Regions from separate parts of the Mus musculus genome. Here region 1 is linked to region 2. Evidence: chromatin loops called from intact Hi-C (ENCODE). Cell type or tissue: heart. All regions are shown on one strand. Links, peaks and the distances in the headings refer to the core of each region. The heading gives the core; the rest is flanking DNA.

The links. Hi-C counts contacts between places; a loop is a spot of excess contacts. Peaks named below come from ENCODE experiments on the same cell type or tissue, not always from the same donor. Only the 100,000 strongest peaks of a DNase experiment are listed, where the experiment ranks them.
Region 1: it touches region 2 in a loop (2.6-fold over the local background); 5 of 42 quality-filtered maps call a loop at or near these places.

The regions. Positions count from the first base shown.
Region 1 is chr10:86,271,831-86,277,206 of GRCm38, forward strand. The region is part of intron 6 of Syn3 (synapsin III); the gene reads right to left. Among named protein-coding and RNA genes, the nearest start is that of Timp3, 26 kb to the right of the region's middle. In heart, for the core only: no CTCF peak of the experiment used is centred there; DNase peaks (open chromatin) are centred at 1,211, 1,791 and 2,141; H3K27ac peaks cover 596 bases.
Region 2 is chr10:86,180,079-86,185,454 of GRCm38, forward strand. All of the region lies in intron 6 of Syn3 (synapsin III), which reads right to left. It overlaps Gm35636 (a long non-coding RNA gene), which reads left to right. Exons shown (of 8, transcript XR_003949028.1): 5 at 106-5,376. Among named protein-coding and RNA genes, the nearest start is that of Gm35636, 21 kb to the left of the region's middle. In heart, for the core only: a CTCF peak has its summit at 2,286 (motif pointing right); DNase peaks (open chromatin) are centred at 2,283 and 3,213.

The DNA of each region.
Region 1 (5,376 bases), core at 52-5,051, 92 kb after region 2:
CCCTTGTGGGTGGGACCATCTCTGGGCTGGTAGTCTTGGTTCTATAAGAGAGCAGGCTGAGCAAGCCAGGGGAAGCAAGCCAGTAAGAAACTCCATGGCCTCTGCATCAGCTCCTGCTTCCTGACCTGCTTGAGTTCCAGTCCTGACTTCCTTGGTGATGAACAGCAACATGGAAGTGTAAGCCCAATAAACCCTTTCCTCCCCAACTTGCTTCTTGGTCATAATGTTTGTGCAGGAATAGAAACCCTGACTAAGACACCATGGGAATTCATTTAACCTTCACAAGAGAACATCTTAACTGGAATATTGCCTCCAGCAGATTGGCTTTTTGGCATGTCTGTGGGGCATTTTCTTGATTGCTAATTGATGTGGGAGGACCCTGCCCACCACGGGTGGTGTCATCCCTTCCTAGGCAGGTAAGCCTGATCTGTATGAAAAAGGCTGAATGTGAACCAGGAAGTAAGAACCAGCAAACATCATTTCTTCCTTGGTTTCTGCTCCAGACCATGAGTCCCTGCTCTGACTTCCTTCCACGCACAGACAAATAAGTTGTTTCTTTTCTTCCTTTAAGTTGTTTATGTTATGATGACTTTCACAGTAACAAAAAGCAAACGAGGGCATTCCCATTTACTGACTTGGAAACTGAGGCAGAGCCAGGCTTCAAATCCAGATAGTCTGTCTACATGACTCGTATGTATGTAGCATTGGGGACTCAGAGTACTCCAGAGATTATTGGCAGTGATCTGAACTGTAATAGATCCACAGGAAGCCAATGGGAAGTTTTAGGGTCTTTACTACCTTGGGTAAAGAAAGTTCAGATCTAAAAATGAGGACAAGAAAGTTGACATAGATGATCAATGAATAGAGAGAAATAGCAGGCGATGAATAAGCATCTTTGGAAGTAGGACAAAGCATGGAGACAGAGGAACAGTACTGATGTCCATACAGGGGTCTGGGTGCCTCTAAAACTGGAGGGAGAAGCTGCAGTTGCTAATCAGCTTTCCTGAAGAACTAGCAGAGAGGGGGATCCAGCATGGAACAGGAATTCTGCTTCTCTGTAACAGGTCCTCTGACGAGAACTGGACACGTACAGTTAATAGCTCTTGGACATCCCTCTTATTTCTTCCTTTGCAAAGAAGCAAAGAAATCTCTGAGGAAACCAGCTTGGGTGGGGTCAGAGGGCAGCTCCCAATAGCCAAATGCTACAGGTTTCTTAAGAACTGGATAGGAAAATGGCAAAAGGTAGCCTAGTGGCCTAAAATAAATCTGGCTCTAAGTCAAGAGGATGAGCTTGCATCCGGGCTTAGGGTCTAAATTGATATCCACTGAAATACTCCCAAGAGGGACAGTCACCATACAGCTCTACATCCTGGTGTTGCTACTATGGAATTGCTGTCTTCATCTGTAAAACTCAGAGATCCATGAGGATCTGAATAGAGATGCTCAGGTGCTGTGCAAATGGTGGGGTCAGAAAGCAATGGGAGACATTTTCCTGTGTGCCTTAGCCTTACTTTTTCACCTCTCCTTCCTCATAGTCTTTCCCCTTTCTTGAAAATCTCAGGAAGATCTTGAGCTCACATCTAATGCTGTAAACACCATGCCCTTACTCGGTAAGCAGGAAGTTGGTCTCCACCCCGACCCTCTTTTGTCCTTCCTTCAGGGACCCCGCTCCCCCTGCTATTTAGTTTCCTGCTTCCTGGTAACTTGTCCTGAATTAGTTATTTTATTCTGTGCTTAAGAAGTCACATGAGCTAGGGTGTGAGTGTGCGTTGTGAGTGCATGAGGGCTGTGTGAGCCAGAGGGCAGGAATAAACACATGGAGCCAAGGGGAAAGGCAGGGGTAAGGGTCACTCAGAACAAGCCAGTCCCAAGAAATTAAAATTAGCCCTGGGAACGAGAATGTTGGGGTCTCCAAGGAACAGCAGCTGTGAAAAGAAAGACGAGGAGGGAAAATACACCCTGCACCACAGCCGCTGCAAACCTCGCTGGCCCACCACATCTGCCCTGGGGTCTCCCCCAGCTTTGGTCCCCCGCCCCCACCAGGCTATCTCTGGCCAAGTCTGTGAGGTCGAGCAGTGAGAATTTCCTTCACATGCTGTCATTTTCCTCTCTGGTAACCGCAGAACAATGTGGCCTAGGATTCCTGATAGGACAAAGTTTAATTGGAAACAGGAAAGCCGAGGACAAGTTTGGGTCTGGGATGGCGATGATAATGAGAAAATGACAGGCCAGTCCAGGGAAGAGGGTGACAGAGGAGGATGGTCACATGGTGAGGACGGTGCACGCACGCGCTGGAAGCTCTCTTGGGAGAGTTGAACACGTGAGGGGAGACTCGGGCCTGACTCTCAAGGGAAGCTTCCTGGATAAGCAGGAGGATAGGGGAGCTTGGGAGGCTATGTAGCAGAATCTGGATGGGCATTGTGGGAGCTTACGCTTTCACGGGGCTGAATTCCTGTCTCAGATGGGGAGCAGAGCCTGGGCGATAATAGAGGTGCCAAAGCGAGACTGGGAAGCCATGGAGAGCAATCCCTTCCTCAAGACTCTGGTCCTAGACACCTAAGAGTCTACAAGTATTAGGCTTCCTCCCGCAGCTCCCCACTGAGATGGGGCAGCTCAATTTTTAGGGAGTTTTGGTGAAAATGAGGTTGTTATACCTCTAGGATATGAAGATGGGGAGCGATTTTCACAGTCGTAGTTCTGTCAACCATTTGGGGTATGAGTGGGATACGGACACTCTGGAAAGACGGGAAGGAGAGGTATGATGTGGGAGAGGCCGTAGTCTCTCAGAGGGCAAGGGTCTGTGTGTACTTCTCGTGGCCACAGCACTAGTCTCTCAGCTTGTCTTCCTGCGCTACTAACTGCCACCCACAGTGGAAACTTCCAGAAAAGAAACATGGGAGGTTTTATGGTGTTTTCTTCATTGTTATCGCAAAATACCCAAGAAAAACAACTTAGAAGGGAAAAATATTCATTTTCTTTCCCTATTTCAATGGGTTCAGTACATCACAATAGACAGCCTGACAGAACAGAGCATCTCACATCAGGTGGCCAGGAAGTAAGAGTGTCCGAACCAAAGGGGGCTCCTTCTTGTTCCTCTACTCAAGCCCACAGCCAATGGGATGGTGCGGACTAATCCTCTCTGGAAAGGCCCTCCTAAGTACAGCTAGAGGTGGGCTTCACCAATCTCCTAGGTAACTCTCAATAAGTTCATTGATAATCATGAATAATCATCTTAGTTGTGTTTACCAAGATGTCCATAGCACTCAAACTTGTACCTGGTACATGGCAGGCACTCCACAATGGCCTGCTGAGTAAGTCTGATGGTGTTCCCAGCGTTCCTGTGATGAGGAAACTAGTGCTTGGTAAAGTAGATTCAGATTCCCAATGTAAAGGAAAAGCCAAAATTCTGATATCTATTTTCTTCTTGGAAATTCACACCCATGACTGTCTGTAGGCAAGGATATCTCATAAAGTTCCCAAAGGTGCAGAATTCCTGTGCTGAGTTAGTCTGAGATTCAAATGATAGGCTTAGTTGTCTCTCTAGCTGAAAATCAAAGACACATGCACACAGAGAGACAGAAACAAATCAGCGATACAGAGAGAAACAGTCACAGGCATACACACACACACACACACTCAGAGAGAGAAAGAGAGAGAGACTGAGAGAGAAACAGAGAGAGACAGCGATGGAGAAGCACACACAGAGACAGAGACAGAAAACAAAGCATCGCTTTGTATCCAGTTTCCCAGGTTTATTCCAGTTGTGTGGCAGTGGATTGCAGGGAAAGAATCGCAGGCGATTGTGTATGTTCTTGATATACTGTTGGTTTGCAAAATTAAATAGATTAATTCTAAAACACATGCATTATAGATGGACACAGTTGCACATGTATAATTCAAGCATTCGAGAAGAAAGTGTGGGAGGATTGCCGTATTTGAGGCCAAGCTGGTCTAAATAGCAAGTTCTAGAGGCAGCCAGGGCTGCATAGTGAGACCTTGTCTAAAAACAACCCCAAGCCAAAGCAAGTAACCAAACAGACAAGCAAAAATACAACATGTATTTTATGAACTCAGTTCCAATTGACACTTGGATATGTCAGGCCATTTTGTTTGTCTCTCCCTTTTCACTCCCTTCTTCGTTTTGTCCTTGTGACTATTCCTATAGCTCCTCTTTCTTGCCAAGTCAAAATTAGTCAAAGGCAATATGTGTGTGTGTGTGTGTGTGTATGCACATATACAAATGCTAATGACCATGTCATATTACTCTCCTGTAGTCATTCCTAACACCTATGCAAAGCCAATCTTCTCTTTCCCCTACAAACATCAACTCCCTTTCATTATATGTTGTCCATCAAGTGCAAAAGCCACCTAAATATATCACACCTGCACTAGAAGGAACCGTGGCTAGAGAAAAACATGCAGGACTCAGGACTATGCCACCATCACAGTGTACTTGCTTGGCTTCCTCCTCCTCCCAATCTTCTAGGCATGACGATACTTTTCTTCTCCTGCTCCTGGCTCATCCTCTTCTCCATTCTCAGAGGTAAGACTTGGTTCCACTTCATTTCGATGAAGCAGTCAGAGCAGTCAGATGAAGACTTGCAGAGCCCCCACCTCCGCATCCACCCACGGGCAGTATCCCGGCCACACGCACTCATTCATTTGTTGAGGCTACGTTCCTACTATGGAGACCCCTAACTTATGCACCTGTTTCATGGATTCTAGGACATCAATCCCTGGACCGTATCCACTTTCTTCTAGCACAACCACCGTCATTTCTCTACCATAACCACTACCATCGCAAACCACTACCTCCATCATCCAAACACATCCAACTTGAAAATGAAAAGCTTTTCATGACTCAACAGTCCTCATCTGTTTTGTTTTTATTTTTATTTTGTTTTTGTATTTTATAAAAGGGAAATGTGCCTATCTGACTATGTGAACTCTGTCCGTCCCCCCCCCCCCGTCTGTTTCTCCATCTCTCCATTTGTTTTCACCATCAATGTCTCCACGTTATGAGTTCGGACCACCAACTTTTAACTCTTACTTAATTTAAGCAAGCCATTGCATTTGACGACCAGTCACTCCACACTGAAACTCTCTCTCCCCTCGCCAGCCATCTCACCTCTGCCACCACTGCAAATCTTTAAATGCAACCTTTCATTCAACCCTGGAGCACTAGGCTCCCAGCTCTTTCCCCACTACATTTCTCCTGTGGCATTCTCATTGGATCTTGTGACTTTAGACACGCACACCTTTAATCCCAGCACTTGGGAGGCAGAGACAGGCGAATTTCTGAGTTCGAGGCCAGCCTGGTCTACAGAGTGAGTTCCAGGACAGCCAGGGGAACACAGAGAAACCCTGTCTGGAAAA
Region 2 (5,376 bases), core at 243-5,242:
ACTCATCTCTGCATCAGATGGGTCTTCTACCCTGCTGTGCACGATGCTCTGAGGGTCTGACTTGGGGGGAATGGTGCTTGTTTTTACTTCTTATCTGCCATGTAGGTGGTGGCACATGCCACATTCCCTACTTCAATGTATCTTCAGTGGAGTGGAGACTACTACACAGCAAAGGCTGGCCCAAGGCAGAGTGGTGCAGAATTCAGAGGAACAGTTTAAGCATCTGGCTTCTTCCTGGAACAGAGAAGACCCTGCCCTCCCCACCCAGTGCCAGGATTGTATCTTATGTATTTTGACTCTCCTATAATGCCTTGTGGTGAGCACGTGGTCCTCACAATGCTTGATGAGTAGATAAAAGGTGAATTGCTTGTTAAAGTCCCTGAGAAGGACTTGGGGACAGTGAAGAAAATGTGAAAGAGGAGGGAGAAAAAAAACAGGAAAGGGGTAGGAGCTGAGAAGGGACCTTTCCATTTTTATTGCAAAGAGGATCTGGGGAGACAGAATAAGGGGAGAGCTTGGAAAGAGGGGGAATAAGGGTAGCAGGGGTCAGGCTGGGGACAAAGGGCTCTGGGTGGCCTGGCTGATGTGACTTCCCTGAACTCTGGGTGGCTGAGTGGGTGAGGAATGGAGCTGTCAGCACCTGGGAAGCCTCGGGACTCCCAGGTAGAGTGAGTTTGTAGAGTGGGAGAGCATGTCTTACAGGGTGGTTGCCTGGCCAAGGCTATGGCATGTATCCAGCGAGTCAGAAGCTGAGCAGTGAATATCTCTTCTAGAGTTGCGAAGTACCCACCTCTCATGTTTGCCAGGCTTTTGCAAGTTATGCATTCTAACTGTAAAGTTGCCAACTGGAGGCATCCCACCACCAGCAGTCACTATTGCTCCCTTTGATGGACTAGGAATTCAGGGTGCCATTGAGAGAGGGGCGTGATATATACTCCTCCATTGGCTAAGAAGGAAACGAGGTCTAGATCTTGAAGAATGATCTTCAAGAATGAGTCCCATCTGAGGAGAAAGTCAAGGGGGACATAGGACACGAGCAAAGGAACATGGTTCATGTGGTCACAAGCACAGGAATCCCTGCTAACACGTGGCAAACAGCTTACTTGCTGGGTGCTGCTCAGAGGGCCTTGCATGCTGAACTCCATCAATTCTCACAGCAACATAGTCTGCCTGTGCTTTAGGGATCTCTTTTCTTTTCTTTTCTTTTCTTTTCTTTTCTTTTCTTTTCTTTTCTTTTCTTTTCTTTTCTTTTCTTTCTTTCTTTTTTTTTCTTCTTCGAGACAGGGTTTCTCTGTATAGCCCTGGCTGTCCTGGAACTCACTTTGTAGACCAGGCTGGCCTTGAACTCAGAAATCCGCCTGCCTCTGCCTCCCAAGTGCTGGGATCAAAGGCGTGCGCCACCATGCCCAGCTTGGGGATCTTCTTCTTATGGGTGAGGAAATGCAGGCTCTGGGAGTTCAGGGGAATAAGGAGCGGTAGGCTAGGGATGGGAGCTCACACAGGGCAGGCATTCATATGGTCCTGGCCGGGCAGGGGTGGGGGTGGGAGGGCAAGGCAAGAAGGGCTGAAGCCTATGTGGAAAGAGTTGGAATGGAGCAATGGAAGGGAAGATATTCAGATCCCAACTGGCAAGCAAGAGGGAGCCCCTGAGGGTCTGAGAAGGAGAGTGGTAGGAAGGGCAGTGAGTCTTAGCAGAAAGCTCTCACAGCCTGTAACCTCAGGCAAAGGCCTGATTCCTGGGCTGCCTTGCTATGCTCCTTATGTAAGCACTGTCTGACCCTGCCAGGCAATGCAGAGAGAGTCAGTTGACATGCCCACCTGTCCTGGTTCTGTGATGAGCTGGGTGACCCAGGGCAAGTCACCTTACCAGGGATGAGCCAGATAAACAAACAGCTGTTCTAGACAGTATAGACAACATCTAAAGCAAGTATATAGCAAGTATAGCAAATCTGTGCTCTTTCTAGAACCTTCCTTATAAGGGTCTGCTTCATTCACCAGTTCAATGATGATTCTTACAGCAAGGGCAATTAGGGGTTAGGGATCTTAAGACAAGATTAAGATGTGGTACCTCCTCGAAACTAGCTGCTTCTCAAAGCCACCTTAAGGGGAGACTGCAGCCAGTTGAAGGCAGATCAAGGCTTCTTAGAAGTTTCTCTTTTTACCTGTTACCTGTAACTCCAAGCCAATGAGCAGGCAAACCATTACCAGGTTCTGATTAGTACTGCTTGCAGGTCACCCCATCTCTAGAACAGTAGCAGGCAACTGGACCTGGGTCAGTATGGCCACCAGGTGGCGGTCTCCAGAACTTACTCAACCTGCAGAGGTTGCTGGGAAAGTGCCCTCTGTTGTCATGGAGGAGAGCTGCCACTTAACAACTTAATGTGGTGAGTCTCATCTTCAAGCAAAACAAAGAGCTTAGGGAAAGCACATAGGAGTTAGTGTAGGAGGAGGGACGTCTGGGCAAAGGAAAATGACATGACATGACATGTTGCCTCATTCAATGCAACAGAACTTTCTGGATTTCCTTCCCTGGACTCTCCCCAGCCCCAGGTCTGCATTTATGATTCTCCTGGAACACCTCCTCATAACATATGCCATGCTCAATTTACATCATATGCTTGCTTGTATCTCTTACAACTGGGATCACATCCATTTCCTCTTGGAAACACTGGTGCCGACACAGGATCTGCCCAGAGAAGGGATTAAAGTTCTTTGTTGAGTGAATGAAACTTACTCTATAGACAAATTTAAAACAGATTTGCTTGGACACCAATGCCCTGGTGAGAAAATTCGAGACCATATATACCCTCATCCTTAGCCTTGGGAATTGCATGGGAGAGATGCAGCTCAGGGTTCCCTAATGTGACCCACTGAAAGATGGACTGGCATTGAATTCACATCCAACTCTGCCCCAAAGATGTTTATCTTACTTTTATCACACAGAGTAGCAAGGCAGAAAAGAAAGTGAATCTGGGCTCAGCTGAGTCTGAAACCCATCGGAGGAATGCATAGTGTCTATCTATTTTGTGTTTTACTTCACTCCCATCTCTAATAATGGAGAGGCCTGAGTTTTAGAGTCTGACTGTTGGGGTAATCAGGCTCGGTCTGCTTGTCTATCATCTTTACTCTCTTGTGCTGCCGGAACCTCCACCTTCCTGCTGGAACTCTGGTAGGGAGGAAAGGCAGCATAGCTGCCCAGAGGCCCAACTTCCTTGCAATCCAGTCCAGCTGAAGCCAGCCCAGGGACAAGCTCAGAGTCCCTCTTGAAGGAAATGATTCAGAAACCACGGTGGCCTGGCAGCCACTGTAATTCATAGTACATCAATAGGGGAATTATGTGTAGGGCTGAGAACACCAAAGCGCTCATTTCTTTCCTTCATTCCCTCCTCTCTCTCTCTCTCTCTTTCTCTCCCTCTCCCCCCTCTCACTCTCTCCCTCCCTCTGCCTCCCTCTGCCTCCCTCTGCCTCTCTCTCTCTCTCTCTCTCTCTCTCTCTCTCTCTCTCTCTCTCTCTCTCTCTCTCTCCCCCTCCCTCCTCTTCCTCCTCTTCCTCCTCCCCCGCCTCTTCCTCCTGCTTTTGCCTTTGCCTTTCTCCTTTTGGCTGTAAATCAATTCCAAGGCAGCCCAGCACATGCTTCTCATTAATAGCTTGGGCACCACCTTGGAAGAGAAAACAAGACAGAGGAAGACTAGGATATAAAGAGACCCACCCTACAGAACGTGTGTACTAGTGTGTGTGTGTGTGTGTGTGTGTGTGTGTGTGTGCACCCTCGTGCATATGCGTGATTTTCATCACATTATGTCAACTCCAATATCTCCAATTTCCAGAAGGAATGGTCAAGGAGAAAGTTTAGATTTGGGATAGAAGTTTGAGCATGCCACTTCAATTACTTTTGTCTACTGACCGGTGAAGTGAGACCTAAAAGGGGGTGGAAGTGTCTGTCAGATGTCCAACTCAGGCACTTTGCATCTGGCTGCAGAGACTGCCATTTTAGACTTCAAATCATCACATTTTGGACAAAGCGTGATTTCTTTCCCCATGAGTTGTAAAAATAAGACTTTATGTCTAGTTTTATACCCACTGCCTGTTATTTTTTTTTCTTATTTTCAAGAGAAGGGAGGATAGTTCTGTATGAAGTCATGCATAGAGGAGGCACCTGCACAGACAAAATTGCTTTTGTCTCACGTGATTGGCTGTCTCGGTTGAGTGACATGGGTGTCTATTGGCTTCTGAGTACCTCGCTCTGTTTTTCCTTTCTATTCCTTATCTCCTGCATTTCTGTCTCCTACCTGGTGCTCTGTCCTTGGCCCCTTCTCTTCACACATCTGAGTTCATGGGTTCAAGAGGTACCAGTCAGTCCAAGGTTTCTACAACTCTTCTGTAGTCTGCTCACCTTCTCTGAGGGACAGATGTGGACACACCCCTGCACCAGCAGCATTTTCTTGGGGACCACAAATGGAATTTATCATTTGCCGTAAGGCTTGCTGATTACTTGGGTTTGTTGCTAAGCAGCCACACATTCAGTATAGTGAGGGTTTGAAACATCATAGAATTGCTGGAATCTTGAAGATCTGGAAGGGCCTGAGATGGCATAGTGCCATGACTAAGTTACTTAACTCTCTGATTTCTTCATCTGCAAAATGGAGACAGCAAAAAGAATCTATCTCTAAAGGCTCTCATCAAGAGCAAATAAGTAGATATAACACCATTAGGAGAGAGCCTGGCACACAGAACAGGCTCAGGTGATGCTGAGCCTTTTTCAAGATGCATCTTGGCACACCTGCTTGCCCCATACTTTCTCACCATTTCCCAAAGACAACAGTCAATTGGCCTCAGGATATTCCCCTGGCTTAGGATGCTCTCCATACATCTAGGAACAAATTCTTACTAAGTGCTGAGGTAGAGGCCAGCTATAGGTTCCCTTAGAAGGGGCTAGCGGCTCCCTTTTGGTTCTCGGGGAGCATTATGTTACTGCCAAGTGGCTGATAGAACTGCATCCCAGATCCCAGTCACCACTTCTCCAGCATCAGCATCAAAATCCACCTCTATACACTTGCTGAGAAGTCTGTGCTGGCTTGGACCATGGTGCTTTATTTTATCTGCTCATTCTTATTGGAAGAGCCCCCAATCTCTCTCTCCCCCTCCCCTTCCCTGCCCCTCCCCCCAATTCTGTGCGAGTGTGTGCTCGCACACACACATATGGTCTTTGGACAATCTTGGTTGTCATTCTTCAGGCACTTCCCACAGTTTATGTGAGGAAAGGTCTCTCACTGGCCAGGAACTTCTTCAAGTAAGCCCAGCTAGCTGACTAGCTAACTTCTAGGGATCCACCTATCTCTACTGCCCCGTCTCACCATTACTGGCTTACAAATTTAT